3 separate regions of the Homo sapiens genome follow, and all the other regions are linked to region 2. A link is an interaction called in ENCODE POLR2A ChIA-PET data of the cell type or tissue named here. Cell type or tissue: GM12878. All regions are shown on one strand. Links, peaks and the distances in the headings refer to the core of each region. The heading gives the core; the rest is flanking DNA.

Region 1 (5,748 bases), core at 1,068-3,567, 110 kb after region 2:
GTAGAGACAGAGTTTTACCATGTTGGCCAGGCTGGTCTTGAACTCCTGGCCTCAGGTGATCCACCTGCCTCGGCCTCCCAAAGTGCTGGGATTACAGGTGTAAGCCACAGAGCCCAGCCATTTTTTTCTTTTACTTTGTTAAGACTGGTTTTGTGGTCTAACATATGGTCTGTTCTTGAGAATGCTCCATATGCTGAGAAAAAATGTGTATTCTGTAGCCATTGGAAGAAATGTTCTGTAAATATCTATTAGTTCCATTTGGTCTATAGTGCAGATTAGGTCTGCTGTTTCTTTGATTTTCTGTCTGGATGATCTTTCCAATATTGAAAGTGGAATGATGAAGTATCCAACTATTATTGTATTGGGGTTCATCTCTCTCTTTCACTCTAATAATATTTGCTTTATATATCTGAGTGCTCCAATGTTGGGTGCATATATATTTACAATTGTTATATCCTCTTGCTGAATTAATTCCTTTATCATTATATAATAGTCCTCTTTGTCTCTATAGTTTTTGTCTTGAAATCTATTTTATCTGATATAAGTATAGCTACCCTTGCTCTTTTTTGGTTTCCATTGGCATGGAATATCTTTTTCCATTCCTTTATCTTTAGTCTATATGTGTCTTTATAGGTGAAGTGTGTTTCTTATAGGCAACAGATCATTAGATCTTGTTTTTTCTCTATTTGGTTATTCTATGTCTTTTGATTGCAGAGTTTAGTCCATTTACATTCAATGTTAATATTGATAAGTAAGGACTTACTGTTGTCATTTTGTTATTTGTTTTCTGTTTTTTTTTCCTTCCTTCCTTCCTTCCTTCCTTCTTTCCTTCCTCCCTCCCTCCCTTCCTTCCCTCCCTCTCTTTCCCTCCTTCCCTCCCTCCCTACTTCCCTCCCTTCCTTCTTTCCTCCCTCCCTTTCTCCTTCCCTCCCTCCCTCCCTTTCTCCTTCCCTCCCTCCCTCTCTCCCTCCCTTCCTTCCTTCCCTCCCTCCCTTTCTCCTTCCCTCCCTCCCTCCCTTTCTCCTTCCCTCCCTCCCTCTCTCCCTCCCTTCCTTCCTTCCCTCCCTCCCTGCCTCCTTCCCTCCCTCCCTCCCTGCCTCCTTCCCTTCCTACCCTCCCTTTTTTGAAAGTTATTTTCTTTGATGTTATGTTTTAATGTCTTGCTTTATGTTTTTTGTGTATCTATTGTAGGTTTTTTGCTTTGAGGTTACCCATGAAGGTTGCAAATAATATCTTGTAACCCGTTATTTTAAACTGATGACAAATTAACTTGATATAATATTTTTTAAATATCAGAAACACAATAGAAAAATACACAAAAGAAGTTAAATGACTTTCACAGAAGAAAAAGATATACAAATGGCTCCTCAACATTTGAAAAAAATATTCAATAGTTCTCATATCTAATACATTGTTTTTACCTCTCAAACAGGCAAAGATAAAAATAAGTCTGATATCACATTGAATTGGCAGGTAACAAAGAAATGATGAATGCTTGACGTGATTGAAACCCCATTTACCCTGGTGTGATTATTACACATTGTATGCCAGTATCAAAATACCTCATTTATCCCATAAATATATATACCTACTATGTATACATAAATATTAAAAATCTAAAAATATTATAGAACACATTATGTATTATAGAAAATAGCTCTTTGTCATGTGTTGAAAGTCTTTTTCCCAACCTGTGGTTTTGACTTTGTTTATAAGATCTTTTAATGTAGATTTTTTGACTTTATGTACTTGAATTTAGCAATGTTTTCTTTTATTGTTTCTGGGTTTTGTGTCATAAAAAGATCCTCCCTACTCTAAGATTATAAAAAAATTCTCCTACATGATCTTCCTTGTGGTGTCAAATTTTTTACACTTAATTCTCAGATCCATCTATATTTTGTCACAGAGTGAGGTAGAGAGGCAACTTAATTTTTTTCCATTCATTTAATATTAATTATACAATTTCTCATGGAACTATATAGTTTTAATTAAGTTTTTCACTTTAATGGCTTCACTATATTACCATAGTTTACTTAACCATTCCCTCCTCTCATTACTAAAATATTCATTAAAATTTTAGTACATATCCTTTTTAAAAAATATAATTTCCTCAGAGGAAATATTCAAGAGTTAGATTTCTGGGTCAAAGCATTTGATCATTATTATAACTCTTGACTAAAATGTCAGATTGCCAGGATCAAGTCAATCTATAATCTTTACAACCAATCATCAGGTAAGATGCATATATGACTATGGTATATGAAACCTTTCCAAACAGAAATTCCCACTAGGCATTATTCAAATCTAAGCAGGTTTATAATCCAGAATCAGAAAAACTGCATCACACTTCTACAGAATCTGACTAGCCTAAGAACTGCTGTTATTTCTTTGGGGCAAAAAGAATAAGTGGACAGATTCTTTTGGAGCAAAGGGCATTTCAGAAGAACTCTGTTGGAAAACCCTAAAACAAAAACAACAACAAAAAAAACTTAGCCAAAACGGCATTGCACTGGACTCAGAAGAAGACCATAGCATTCAAATTCAAGGTTGTATTTCATTGTTCACATTGGTCCTTTCCCTTCCCAAGAACAGTTTCCCTTTCACCCACATTCTTTCCAGATACCTTAAGGATCTAACCATCATCTGACACTTCGTAGTCAGGTTCCTCCATGAGCAGTCTTCTGCTCAGCTCCTGGACCAGGCCCTGCAAATTCAGTTCAAGTAAGACCAGGAAGTAAGATGTTGATCCAAAGTGGAATTTCCAGCCCCAGCTCATGCATGATAGGAGGGCACTTCCTCATGCAAATGCACCTAGTGCAGCTAGAGCAGATTTTCAGCTTCTTTGGAGCTGTGTCTCTCTCTATAATTTATTGAAATTCATATACTGTTTATAGCCCTTTCTTCTCTTTCCCTTGTCCCTGCTGCCTCCTGGGCTCTCCTTAAAGAAACATTTTACCCTATCTCTACTAAAAATACAAAAAAATTAGCTAGGCGTGGTGGTGGGCGACTGTAGTCACAGGAGAATGGCGTGAACCCAGGAGGCGGGGCTTGCAGTGAGCTGAGATCACGCCACTGCACTCCAGCCTGGGCGATAGAGCAAGACTTCGTCTCAAAAAAAAAAAAAAAAAGGAAGCATTTTAGGAGACAGGTTTCTTTTGAAAGAATTATTATTATTAATAATTTTATTATTTATAAATTTTATAATGCCTCTTCTGAAAATTTGGTACAGTGTCATGGTATGAATGCTTATATGACCAGAGATGTGAGTCACAACCCTGGGGTGGATTCCAAGTACATATCTGACAGGCAAAATGGCATGGTGAGCATAGCCTTGGAAATCAGACTTGAACTTTATCACTTAATAGATGTGTGATCCTAAGCAAATCCCTTAAATATATCACCACGTTAGAGAGGCCCTTCTTGAACATCCTTTATCTAAATGATAAATCTTATCATCGTTTTTCCATTTGAATTTTTCATAACATTATCATATTCTGTAATTGAATATTTATGTTTTTTATTGTGTCTTCCCCGATGGACTGTAAATTCCATAAGGGCAGAGTTTGCTTTGTTCATCACTGAATACCCATTGCCTAGTGCTCTGTGCCTGCCACAGAGTAGACTTAAATAATTGTGGAATAAATAAGCTCAGTTTTCTCAAAACTCAGAAAACAAGAATATCTCTTCTAGAACAGGGATAAATACTACTGACATCAGAAATGTAATGTGAAATAACGTACGTACTAACATTTGTTTTTACTAACCAGGCACATGGTAGTGCTCAAGAAATGTTAGCCATCTTTTCAGTTATTTGTGGTTTTAACAGCAAGTCATGGCCTTTGTAACTCTACTTTTCTAATTATAAAGTGAGAGGAAAAATTACTACCGCTTTTCTACTGCCAAAGCACACTGTTGAGATTACAGAAAATATACAAAAGGCATTAGGAGTGACTCAGCAGACAGGATCCACTGAGATTAAGAATTTGTTAAATTTACAACTCTCATGACATTTGTCTTAACCGGGGTCATCCATTGCTCTCTACAAGGTTAACACTTCTTGCCTAATAGCTTTGAAATTACAGCTTCACCAGGACTTTACATTCAGCACTAAGAAAATAGACATCTTAGGCTGGGCGTGGTGGCTCATGCCTATAATCTCAGCACTTTGGGAGGCCGAGGAGGGCGGATCACTTGAGGTCAGGAGTTCAAGACCAGCCTGGCCAACATAGTGAAACCCATTCTCTACTAAAAATACAAAAATTAGCCAGGTGTGGTGGCAAGCACCTGTAGTCCCAGCTACTTGGGAGGCTGAGGCAGGAGAATCACTTGAACCTGGGAGGCAGAGGTTGCAGTGAGCCAAGATCATGCCACTGCACTCCAGCCTAGGTGACGCAACAGAGTGAGACTCTGTCTCAAAAAAAAAAAAAAAGTAAGAAAATAGACATCTTAGATAGCAAACTAGGGTTGAGAAAGATTGTGCTTGAGTACAATAGTGGCAGCACTCTAGAAATTCACGGAAAGAAAGGAAAAAATTAATCTGGCTATAAAACACCCCAGTAATATCCAATTTCCAGTGATAGATACCATCTTACTGGTGGCAGCAGTGGGCTATCCATTGTAGCTGCCAGCTGTAGTGGGGAGGCATGGGTGGTGGCAGCAGGAGCAGCTATGGGAGCAGCAGTGGTGGCGGTGGGACCCCTGTGGCCCATGTCCCCGAGGCAGCCAACTGCACCACCCCCACCCTCGCACGGCTGGTCAGGACCCACTCTCCCAGGCCCAGAGCCTCTGCTGTGGCCTCAATCTTGCTCCCTGCCACATCCCAGGAGCCTGTGAGAACCCAGCCAAAGACACAGCCAAGACTTGCAGGGCTGGTCCCAGGAGCATCAGGTTTGTTTGCACAGGGTTGGCTGGGGCCACTGTGCCACCTGCATCTTGCCCGCTGCCACTGTGAGGGAAACGCAAAGAGGAGGCATGGCCAGGGCTGCGCACTCCATGGAGCTGGGGGGAGCTGGGGAAAAGCAGAAGCCCTGCCCCTTGCAAGCTGGCAGGGTGGGAGCTCCCCAGGCACAACTGCAGCTGCACAAGCTCTGGCTGCAACCTGGGCACCCCTGTGCTCTTGGGAGCCTGGAGCAGGCGGGAGCCCTGCCCTCCCAGGCATAGCTGCAGCTGCCCAAACCTCGGCTGCAGACCCAGGCATCTCTATACTTTTGAGGGCCCAGGAAGGTCCCTCCTTCCCCAGCAGGCTTGGAAGTGCCTACTCTCACTGTCTGGCTTCTCCTGGCTGTTGGTGCCCACTCTGATCATGGAGCAAAGCTGAAGCTGAGCCTGGGCACTGGTGCAACCCAGCCACGTGTATGCATGCTCAAGGCAGCACTGACATGCCAGCCCCCTGGCACCCTGGTCCCCTCCACACACTGGGTTTGGTCACTGACAAGCATGAGATGGAGGCTGAGGGGGCAGGCCAAGGGCAGCTTGGTGTTGGCCTGCAGGTGCCCCTTGGCATGAACAGCCTGGGCACCATGAATGGAAGCAGGAAGCAGGCAGACTCCTAGGCAGACAATGGTCAGTCCCTGGTGAAGTCCCACCTGCAAGCCACGAAGGACCTGAAGCATGGAGGCCAGGCTGCTGGTCCCGCAGACTGCAGTGGGAATTTGTAGTGCTTTTTCTGGGCTGCCCACGTCCACTCATGAACCAACTGGCATGCACTTCCTTCCCTCTGAGGCCCATGAAAAGCCCCGGACTCAGCCA
Region 2 (5,748 bases), core at 2,107-4,606:
TGTGGTGGCTCACGCCTGTAATCCCAGCTACTCGGGAGGCTAAGGCAGGAGAATCACTTGAACCCGAGAGGTGGAGGTTGCAGTAAGCCAAGATCGTGCCACTCCAGCCTAACAGCCTAACTGACAGAGCAAGACTCTGTCTCAAAAGAAAAAAAAAAAAGAAAAAAAAAAGAAAAGGGGACTTTGTAACTATCATTTATTGAGTACCCACCTGTGTTAGGCATGATGCCTAGTACTTTACAACCACTATCTTAAAACAACTTGATGAACAGAAGTTCTTCCCATTTCACAGATGAGAAAACAAAGGTTTTGAGAGTAACTTGCTTAAACTTACCAATTACACAACTAGTAAATTACAGAGCAGGAGTCAAAATGTAGGCTTCTTTTCTTTTCTTCTTTTTTGAGACAGAGTTTTGCTCTTGTTGCCCAGGCTGGAGTGCAATGGCACAGTCTCGGCTCACTGCAACCTCCGCCTCCTGGGTTCAAGTGATTCTCCTGCCTCAGCCTCCCAAATAGCTGGGATTACAGGCACCTGCCACTGTGCCTAGTTAATTTTTGTAATTTTTTAGTAGAGATGGGGTTTCACCATGTTGGCCAGGGTGGTCTCGAACTCCTGACCTCAGGTGATTCACCTGCCTTGGCCTACTAAAGTGCTGGGATTACAGGCATGAGCCACTGTACCTGGCCTACAGGCCTATTTTCAAGTTTTGTTGTTTTTGTTTAAAACATCACTCCCTGGCTCTCTAGCATTTTGAATTCTTTGCCTGTTCTGTACAACAAGGACACCACAGTCCCATTGTAGTGTTATCCACCAATGTACCAATAGGGTTCTAAAAGTGAATTCTCAAATACTAGAACACCAAGGAATTTTTTTGTTATTTAAAAAATTGAGTCAGTTCAGTGCTACTTTATTTCAACCTTACCAGTAACTCTCAAAATTAATTGGCCACAAAAACTGAACTCCATCTGCAAAACAACAGTTTCTCAATTTTCCTTACCAAACCATCTCTTCTATAGTTGTTTTCTACCTTACTAGGCTGAACATAAAAAATATATTGCCAGTAGGACCTCTTAAAAGTTCCTCAAAGTTACTAATTCCCAAATATTAAACCACGGGGAACAGAGAAAGGCATGGTAAAGTATGTTGAATCTCTTTTAAATCTACTGCCTGGTTTTCTCTACTATCGCTGGACTGCCTGACTTTTTAAAGTCCCTGGACAAATTCTTCTTTTCGTAACTGTTTAAATGCATATTACAGATCCCTTGGGCCATGCACTAATGCACAAATGAAATCTAGGAGGGGCACTGCTGCCAGTGTTAGGTTCTGACACTTGCAAAAGCAGTTAACTTTTGTTAAAAAAAAAAAATTAACGATGATGGAGGAGGAGGAACAGGAGGAGGAAGAGAAAAAAATAGCAAAAGGCAAAGTCCAAATGACAATTTAAGGACCTGTCAAAGAAAAGGGAAAAGAGAAAGCAAGTAGAAGTCACTGTCCTTAATTACCTCACAATTTTTCACCCATCCAGTGTTCTCTGTTTCCTAGTCTTTTCCCCTTACAGAATCACTACAGAATTGTAACACCATTACAGATGAAAAATTCACTCTACTGGTTTCTTGCAAATTTAATTTATTAAGCTTTCTTGATGTCCAATCCAATGTTTAACAGTTCAAATTCACTAAATGCACATTTTAAAGTAAATTTATGAAGACGCAATGATCCACAGCTCTTGGGGAGCTGGGGACAAAGAGATCACACAGTAGTATTTTGCAGTACTCTAGAGTGGGATGTGAAATAACAATAATTCCAAACATTTTAGTTAGGGTTTAGAAAAAGAGGAAAATAACCTAATCAAAATGATCCAAGAGTAAATTTAACTTTCATATGTGTTTTAAATGTATCAGAGAAAAGAAGTTAAGATTCATTATATATTTGCTCCAGCATAGAACGGACATTGCAGTATAATCCTACACTTGTTCCCTGGATTGCTTTTAGGTTTTGGTCGAGCTAGGTCCTATAATCTACCCCAGTGGCAACTCAGGACCCAGGAAAACAAGGGAAAAAGGAAAAACTTTTAACCACCGGCTTTACTACTAAAGGCAAAATTTCTCTGCAATGATTGGAAGGAAAGCTAGAATTCTGAGGGTCTTTTGTTTTCTCACACAGTAAGACAGCTAGAAAAGCTGTATGTAAATCCTGCAGACTTCCTAAGTCATCAGGGGACCCTAGACACCACAGGTCCAACCCTTCAAATGTCTAAGTATTGGGGATTACGGTTTCTGAAAGGAAGGTGGCTGAAGATATTCAATAACAAACTTTCTACCAAAACAAGGAAACATGGTCCATTTTGTTCTTTTTGTCAAACAAGAAAGGGAAAATGATGAGGAGGCATGGATGTGTCCTTATTCACCATTAAGAAGACAAAGGGTGAGACATAACAGCTCTGAAAAGGGAGACGACCAGTTACAAGTGAAACACTATTACTAACAAGATTAGTCAGGTATTAGAAGAAATGAGGCTTGCAACTCAACAAAGGGCAGAAAAGTATAGACATGTCTTTTTTCTAAATGAGACTGTCCTTGGGTGGGCAGGGTAATGTTTCTTGAAAGTCAATGTAATTTGTAAGGCCGGATGCAGTGGCTCACGCCTGTAATCCCAGCACTTTGGGAGGCTGAGGAGGGTGGATCACGAGGTCAGGAGTTCAAGACCAGCCTAGTCAAGATGGTGAAACCCCATCTCTACTAAAAATACAAACATTAGCTGGGCATGGTGGCCGGCACCTGTAATCCCAGCTACTCGGGAGGCTGAGGCAGAGAACTGCTTGAACCCGGGAGGTGGAGGTTGTAGTGAGCCGAGATCGCGCCACTGCACTCCAGCCTGGGCAATAGAACGGGACATTATCTCAAAAAAAAAAAAAAAAAAGTCAGTGTAATTTACAACAGCAGTTTCTAAATATTAAAAAAATCCTTCACACATGTTATATGTCTTACTTTTAAAAAGTTGGATCTCAGCCATACTCTAGAGTACTTGGGTTTCAAAAGTCAGAAAGGAAAATAAAAATAAGGACTCATCGATGGAGTACTGATAAGCTGCAATGTCCTTTGAGTAACTCAAGACCAAAAACCAAAAGATAATGCCAGGAGAAAAACAGGGAAGTGGCTAAATGACAAAGTATCTGAACTTCTGCTTAAGACAAAGGACACAATTACGCAAAAAGCTATGCACGGGAAGATAACATGGCAGGAATGAAAACAGCTATCAATAAGGATAGTAATATTGTGGGTGATTTTTTTCTTTTTGAAAATTTTCTTAAATTATGTTATTATACTGTGTTTTCAGTTTTTAAAAAGGACCGAAAAGTGGGGAGGGGCAGTACAGGAAAACACACCGTGGGAACAGAGTCAAGCACACAGATGGTTTGCGTAAGCTAAATTTTCAGACATCTGCCTTTGTGCAAGACTGGAAAAAGTAGAGCTGCTGTCAACAAGTTCTCTGCAGTGAGAGAGGGGTGGAGCCTGAGAGAAAGTGAACCGTGAAGAAACCAACAATCCGAAGCCACAGGGCTGAAGAACAAATAATTTCTTAGATTAAGTTCCTCATTTATGAGCTACCCCTCTTCCCAAAATGCTTTGCCATCGGCAATGTCTACTACTCAAATAAGGAGACCTTAAGCTGCCCATATGTCTCCACTTAAGTGACTGAGGTTCTCTGTCAGTAGCACTACTTAGCTCTATGCAAGATATCCCATCTCTGTGGGCAAGATATCCCATCTCTGTGGGAGATGAGATATGGTACAATATACTGTATAAAAATCTGGGTGAGATGCAAATGGCCCCAAACCTCCCTTCATTTTCCAATTCCAAATAAAAAAAAGCTTATCATGTACAGAAAACTCATGTAAAAGCAAAGACAATACAGTTGTTCATCTGCTCTACTGCCTTGCTTTGATATATGTTTAACTTTATTTCTGTTTAGTTAAATGAATACTCCTAGGCCTATATTGTTTGCTCTTGCATGTAAGGCAATGAAGGGAAATTGCCATTCACACTGCTTTATATAGTGCCCAGTGTAACGCTATATACACAGTGCTTAATGAATGTGATCTGAAAATGGCAATAGGGAAGCTGAAGACTCAAGAACACTTTGGAAGATAAGAAAGTATGGAAGATATTACAAAACCTCTTCTCTGGTACATGTGAAGAACGGGAAGGTAACATGGCAGGAATGGAAATGGCCCTAAGTAAGGAACTTAACATTGTGGGTAATTTTTTCTCTTTTTGAAAATTTTCTTTAATGATATTATTCTGTGTTTTCAATTTTTATAAAGGACCAAAGTGATTCTGGGGTGGGGGGTAGGGCAGCTCTTCTGGCAGGTGAGAAAGCCCACATTTGTCATACAAACCACAGGAAAGGCCTTATTTGTTCTTGTTTGCAGCCTTTAATCAGGCCTCATGCTAGGGGGAACTTCTTCCACTTGAAAAATTTACTTGCAAAGTTCTATCTGGTGTTCTGTCTTGAACTTCCCTTTTCTGAGAAGTTGGGTGTATTGTATGGGATACTCCCATACATCTACCTTCTGGGCAAACTGACTACAAAAGATGTGGGAAATCTCTTGTTCAGGCACAGTAGCCTCTCTTAGGTCCTATATAAGCTCCTCTTCCTGAATTCTCAGTCAGTTAATTCCACATAGTTCACAGGACCCACATTTTCCTGTTGGTGACAGCAAAAGCTACAACAGACCAAATTATAATTTAATCAACTAGATACAGATTTTAACTCAAAGGTGTAATACATGCAAAACAGAGGAAGGTGCCTATTCTTTCTGTACTCATATAATCTAACTGAGGTTTTAAAATGTGGATGTCAGAACCTATTCTAGCCGGGCAGGGTGGCTCACACCTGTAATCCCAGCACTTCGGGAGGCCGAGGTGGGTGGATGGCCTGAGGTCGGGAGTTCAAGACCAGCCTGACCAACATGGTGAAACCCCATCTCTACTAAAAATACAAAATTAGCCGGGCGTGGTGGCACATGCCTGTAATCCCAGCTACCTGGGAGGCTGAGGCAGGGGAATCACTTGAACCCGGGAGGCGGAGGTTACAGTGAGCCAAGATTGTGCCATTGCACTCCAGCCTGGGCAACAAGAGCAAAACTCTGTCTCAAAAAAAAAAAAAAAAAACAAAACCCTATTCTAAGGACCCAGATTACCAAATCTTTTTTTTTTTTTTTTTTTTTTTCAAAGAGACAGAGTCTCGCTCATTGCCCAGGCTGGAGTGCAGTGGTGCATTCTCAGCTCACTGCAACCTCCACCTCACGGGTTCTAGCAATTCTCCTGCCTCTGCCTCCCGAGTAGCTGGGATTACAGGCGCATGCCACCATGCCCAGCTAATTTTTGGTATTTTAGTAGAGACAAGGTTTCACCATGTTGCCCAGGCTGGTCTCAAACTCTTGAGTTCAGGCAATCCACCCACCTCGGCCTCCCAAAGTGCTAGGATTACAGGTGTGAACCACCGTGCCTGGCCGTTAATTTTTTCTGAAGGTGTTCTAGTTGATTCTGAAACTCAGTTTGGTTTGAAAACTTTTCAAGAATACATCACAGATTTTCATTCAACAGGTATTTGTTGAGAGCTTATTATGTAGCAGGTCCCATTCAAGGCACTGGAATACAGCAATGAACTTTTATAAAAGCCAGGGAATCGGCCAGGCACGGTGGCTCACGCCTGTAATCCCAGCACTCTGGGAGGCCAAGACG
Region 3 (5,748 bases), core at 1,068-3,567, 400 kb before region 2:
ATTCTCACAGTTACCCAATGAAGTAGGTGCCATCAGAATTACCATTTAATGGATTAAAAAATTGAGGCTCAGGCTGGGTGCAGTGGCTCACGCCTGTAATCTCAACACTTTGGGAGGCTGAGGCAGGCGGATCACTTGACATCAGAAGTTCGAGGCCAGCCTGGCCAATGTGGTGAAACCCTGTCTCTACTAAAAATATGAAAAGGCAGGCATAGTGATGCATGCCTGTACTCCCAGCTACTTAGGACGCTGAGACAGGATAATCTCTTGAACCTGGGAGTCGGAGGTTACAGGGAGCCAAGATTGCATCATTGTACTCCAGCCTAGGCAACAAGAGCAAAACTCCGTCCCCCCCAAAAAAAAAGAAAAGAAAGAAAAAGAAAAACAAATAGAAGAAGAATCATTTCATTCTGTAGGTGTCTTATTACTAGCATGAAAAATCTTTCCTCAAAGACATTCTCACTCCCGCCAGCAGAACTGTTTTTATATATCATTAGCCGTAATTATGTCACATGCTCATGCCTAAACCTTGACTGGCTTAGACCAATGAAAATTCACCTCTTAGCGATAGGGAGGACCCAGATATCTGTATCTTAATAAAACTGGGATTCTGTTAGAAAGAAAAAAATGGGAGGAGGGGGCTGGCCATGGTGGCTCACACCTGTAATCCCAGCACTTTGGGAGGCCAAGGAGGGCAGATCATGAAATCAGGAGATCGAAACCATCCTGGCTAACATGGTAAAGCCCCGTCTCTACTAAAAATACAAAAAATTAGCCAGCCGTGGTGGCACGCGCCTGTAGTCTCAGCTACTGGGGAGGCTGAGGCAGGAGTGTTGCTTGAACAAGGGAGGCAGAGGTTGTAGTGAGCCGAGATCGTGCCACTGCACTCCAGCCTGGGCTACAGAGCGAGACTCCATCCCAAGGAAAAAAAAAAAAAAAAAGGAGGAGGGAACAATAGTTGGGTAGGCAAACAGCAAGTGTCTATCATACTGCCCAGTGCAGTGGCTCATGCCTGTAATCCCAGCACTTTTGGAGGCCAAGGTGGGGCAGATCACTTTAGGTCAGGAGCTCGAAACCAAGTTGGTCAACATGATGATATCCCATCTCTACTGCAAATACAAAAATGAGTCAGGTGTGGTGGCACATGCCTGTAGTCCCAGCTACTTGGGAGGCTAAGACAGGGGAATCTCTTGAACCCAGGGGGCAGAGGTTGCGGTGAGCCAAGATCACACCACTGCACTCCAGCCTGGGTGACAGAGCAAGACTCCATCTCAAAAAAAAAAGAAAGAAAGAAAATATACTGCATGGGTACTAATATCCTATACACATTATAGATGTCATTGATTAATAATGGTGCTCTTTAATGAGTCATATATTCAACATCACAAGTTTACTTTTTTTATAAGAATACTATAAATAACTTTCTCCCCAATTTACTTGGATGAAAGTTGACAACATTATGTCCCATTACCCACAAATACAGTATGTAATTAGAGTGTAATTCCTACAAATATAAATATTCTCCTACATAACCACAATACAATTATCAAAATCAGCAAATTAACACTGATACATTACTACCATCATTGTCCCTTTAATGCCCTTTGTAGCTATAGCATTCAACCCAAGATCGTATGTTGCATTTAGTTGTGTCCTTTTATCTGAAACAGTAGTTCCTCAATCTTTCCTTGACTTTCAATATCTTACACTTTTGAAGATTACAGGCCAATTATTTGGTAGAATATTCCTCAGGTTTGTCTGATGATTCTTCATGAATAGAGTCAAGTAATTTATTTTTGGCAAGATTATCACAGAAGTGATGCTGTGTTTTTCTCATTACATCCTATCAGGTGGTGCACAATTTCAATTTGTCCTGTTAGTGGTAATGTCAACTTTGATCACTTGATTAAGGTGGTATCTGCCAGGTTTCTCCACTGTAAAGTTACTTTTTCACTTTGAAATTATGAAGTATTTTGAGGGGAAGTATTTTGAGACTATACAAATATTCTGTTCCTCATCAAATTTTCACTCACTAGTTTTAGCGTCCACAATATTTCCTGGCTGGTTTTTTGTGGGTTTGTCTGTTTGTTTTGAGACAGAGTCTCACTCTGTCTCCCAGGCTAAAGTGCAGTGGCACGATCTCAGCTCACTGCAGGCTTTGCCCCTGGGCTCAAGGGATTCTCGTGTCTCAGCCTCCCAAGTAGCTGGGACTACTGGTGCACACCACCACACCAGGCTAATTTTTTGTATTTTTAGTAGAGATGGGGTTTCACCATATCAGCCAGGCTGGTCTTGAACTCCTGATCTCAAGAGATCTGCCCGCCTCAGCCCCACAAAGTGTTGGGATTACAGGCGTGAGCCACCGCGCCCAGATTCCTATTTTATATAATTCATTACTATATTATTTATTTTGATGCTCTTATTGTCCCGAATTTAATCCCATAGAGCTAGCTTCTGTGTTGTTTGACATGCTCCCATTATTCTTTGAATACTATCTTATTTTGGCACAATATATTGTTCCAAGCTTATCTTGTACTTTTCATATCCCAGACCTGGAATAAGCTGTATTTCCCAGCATCCTTGAAATCTTTTAACAGAGTACCATATAGAAACCAAGATATCGGCTGGGCAGTGCGGCTCACACCTGTAATCTCAGCCCTCTGGGAGGCCGAGGTGGGTGAATCGCTTGAGTCCAGAAGTTGAAGGCCAGCCTGAGTAACATGGCGAAACCTACAAAACAAAAACAAAAACAAAAAAACAGAAACCAAGATAAGGGCACTTGGTGTGCTCATTGATATTGGGTTGTTGCTGCTCCCAGACCGTATATGAGCTAAAGGATATATATCTGCTATAGTCTGAACATATGTGTCCTCTCAAAATTCGTATGTTGAGGCTCAGCACGGTGGCTCATGCCTGTAGTCCCAGCACTTTGGGAGGCTGAGGCAGGCGGATCACTTGAAGTCAGGAGTTCGAGACCACCCTGGCCAACATGGTGAAACCCCATCTCTACTAAAAAATACAAAAAGTAGCCAGGCATGGTGGTGTGCATCTGTAGTCTCAGCTACTCAGGAGGTTGAGGCATGAGAATCACTTGAACCTGGGAGGCAGAGGTTGCAATGAACCGAGATCGCCACTGCACTCCAGCCTAGGCAACAGAGAAAGACTCTATCCCAAAAAAAAAAAAAAAAAGTATATGTGGAAATGCTACCCCTAAGGTCATGGTATTAAGAGGTGGGGCTGGGTGTGGTTACTCATGCCTATAATCCCAGTGACTCAGGAGGCTGAGGTGGGAAGATGGCTTGAGGCTGGGAGTTCAAGATGAGCTGGGCAACATAGCAAGACTCTGTATCTAAAAAGCAAAAAAATTAGGCCCAACGCAGTGGCTCATGCCTGTAGTCCTAGCACTTTGGGGGGCTCAGGCAGATGAATTGCTTGAGCCCAGGAGTTTGGGACCAGCCTGGGCAACGTGACAAAACCCTGTGTCTACAAAAAAATACAAAAATTAGCCAGGCATGGTCGTGTACACATATAGTTTCAGCTACTCAGAAGGCTGAGGCAGGAGAATTGCTTCAATTCAAGAGGTTGAGGCTACAGTGAGCCATGATCACGCCCCTGCACTCTAGCCTGGGTAATGAAGCAGGACTCTATTGGGAATAAATAAATAAATAAATAAATAAATAAATAAATACAAATTTTAAAAAATTAACCAGGCAAGGTGGCTCATACTTGTAGTCCCAGGTACTTAGGAGGCTAAGGTGGGAGGATCACTTGATCCCAGGAGTTTGAGGCTGCAATGAGCTGATTGCACCACTGCACTCCAGCCTGGGCAACAGAGTGAGACCCTGTCTCTAAAAAAAACACAAATGACAGAGCCCTTGAGAATGGAATTAGTGCCCTTATAAAGGAGGCCTGAGGGAGTTTTTTGCCCTTCTGCTGTGTGAGGACATATAGAAGGTGCCATTTCTGAGGAACAGGGCCCCTTGCCAGATGTCAAATCTGCTGGCATCTTGATCTTGGGCTAGGAAGCCTCTAGAACTGTGAGTAATAAATTTCTGTTTTTTATAAATTACCCAGTATCAGGTGTTTTGCTGTAGCTTCCCAAACACATTAAGACAGTGTCTCTTATACATTTAAATTTAAATAAATCACAACACTTAAGCTAGAGCCTTGCTACTCCACAGACCAGTATCATCAGTATCATCTGGGATCCTATCAGCAATACATGACCGGGCGCGGTGGCTTACACCTGTAATCCCAGCACTTTGGGAAACCGAGGCGAGCAGATCACATGAGGTCAGGAGTTCCAGACCAGCCTAGCCAACATGGTAAAACCTCGTCTCTACTAAAAATACAAAAATTAGCTGGGCGTAGTGGCATGCGCATGTAATCCCAGCTACTTGGGAGGCTGAGGCAGGAGAATTGCTTGAACCCGGGAGGCAGAGGTTGCAGTGAGCCAAGGTAGTGCCACTGCACTCCAGCCTCGGCGATAGAGCAAGACTCTGTCAAAAGAAAGAAAGAAAGAGAGAGAGAGAGAGAGAGAGAGGGAGGGAGGGAGGCAAGGAAGGAAGGAAGGGAGGGAGGGAGGGAGGGAAGGAATCTCGTCCCACACCCTAGACCTACTGAATCAGACTCTGCATTTAACAAGATCCTCCCAGGAGATTCATCTTCATATTAAAATTTGAAAAGGATTGAGGGCTGGGAGCGGTGGCTCACATCTGTGTAATGCCAGCACTTTGAGAGGCCAAGGTGGGAGGATCTCTTGAGCCCAGGAGTTCGAGACCAGCCTGGACAATATAGGGAGACCTCATCTCTACAAAAAAAAAAAAAAAAAAAAATTGAGCCCAGGAGGTCAAGGCTGCAGTGAGCCATGACCATGCCACTGCACTCCAGCCTGGGTGATAGAGCAAGACCCTGTTTCAAAAATAAACAAAAATAAAAATAAATAAAAAGCACTGAGTTAGAACAGTCACCAGCTAGTAGCAAAGTCTACTCTGGGTTTACTCGCAAAATGTAGGTAGTAAAAGTTCATCTCCTTTAGCCCTAGAAGTCAAGGATAAAAGTATATACTCCTAGCCAGGTGCAGTGGCTCAGGCATGTAATCTCAGCACTTTGGGAGGCTGAGGTGAGTTGATCACTTGAGATCAGGAGTTCAAGACCAGCCTGGCCAACATGGAAAACCCCATCTCTACTAAAAATAAAAAATTAGCAAAGCCGTGGTGGCGCACGCCTATAGTCCCAGCTACTCAGGAGGCTGAGGCACGAGAATTGCTTGAACCTTGGAGGCAGAGGTTGCAGTGAGCCGAGATCGAGTGACTGCACTCCAGCCTGGGTGACAGAGCAAGACTCCATCTCAAAAAAAAAAAAAAAAAAAAAAAAAAGTAAATACTCCAGCCAGCAGTGGCATGCACTTATAGTCCCAACTCAAGTCCCAAGGCCAAGGCAGGAGGATTGCTTGAGCCCAGGAGTTCACGTCCAATCTGGGCAACATAGCAAGACCCTGCCTACTAAAAAAAAAGTGAATATTGTATCTTATTTCTTCCCTTGTACTACTATTTTTATTCCCTCACTTTCTTCTTCTCTTCCTATCTGTCTGCCTGCCTCATCCCTTCCTCCTCTCCTTTTTAAATGCCTCCTTCCCCTAACTAGGTGATACACAGCTTTATAATAAGAACTATTTGTTCTGCAAGTTTACAGTGTAGTAGGCAGATATCAAAAAGTCTGGCTAGTGATTTACACACTAACTTCAGG

What was found. Peaks named below come from ENCODE experiments on the same cell type or tissue, not always from the same donor. Only the 100,000 strongest peaks of a DNase experiment are listed, where the experiment ranks them.
Region 1: POLR2A ChIA-PET joins it to region 2 with 6 read pairs; 4 of 35 experiments call an interaction of 5 or more read pairs at or near these places.
Region 3: POLR2A ChIA-PET joins it to region 2 with 6 read pairs; 2 of 35 experiments call an interaction of 5 or more read pairs at or near these places.

Annotation. Positions count from the first base shown.
Region 1 is chr17:29,832,848-29,838,595 of GRCh38, forward strand. The region is part of intron 2 of SSH2 (slingshot protein phosphatase 2); the gene reads right to left. LOC124900390 (a long non-coding RNA gene) reads right to left here and starts at 2,956. Exons shown (of 2, transcript XR_007065694.1): 1 at 2,624-2,956. In GM12878, for the core only: no CTCF peak of the experiment used is centred there; no DNase peak of the experiment used is centred there.
Region 2 is chr17:29,719,372-29,725,119 of GRCh38, forward strand. The region is part of intron 3 of SSH2 (slingshot protein phosphatase 2); the gene reads right to left. Among named protein-coding and RNA genes, the nearest start is that of SSH2-AS1, 83 kb to the left of the region's middle. RefSeq lists a silencer at 4,306-4,405. In GM12878, for the core only: no CTCF peak of the experiment used is centred there; DNase peaks (open chromatin) are centred at 2,461, 3,500, 3,963 and 4,510; H3K4me3 peaks cover 1,110 bases; H3K27ac peaks cover 2,500 bases.
Region 3 is chr17:29,322,942-29,328,689 of GRCh38, forward strand. No RefSeq gene overlaps it. Among named protein-coding and RNA genes, the nearest start is that of NUFIP2, 32 kb to the left of the region's middle. In GM12878, for the core only: no CTCF peak of the experiment used is centred there; no DNase peak of the experiment used is centred there.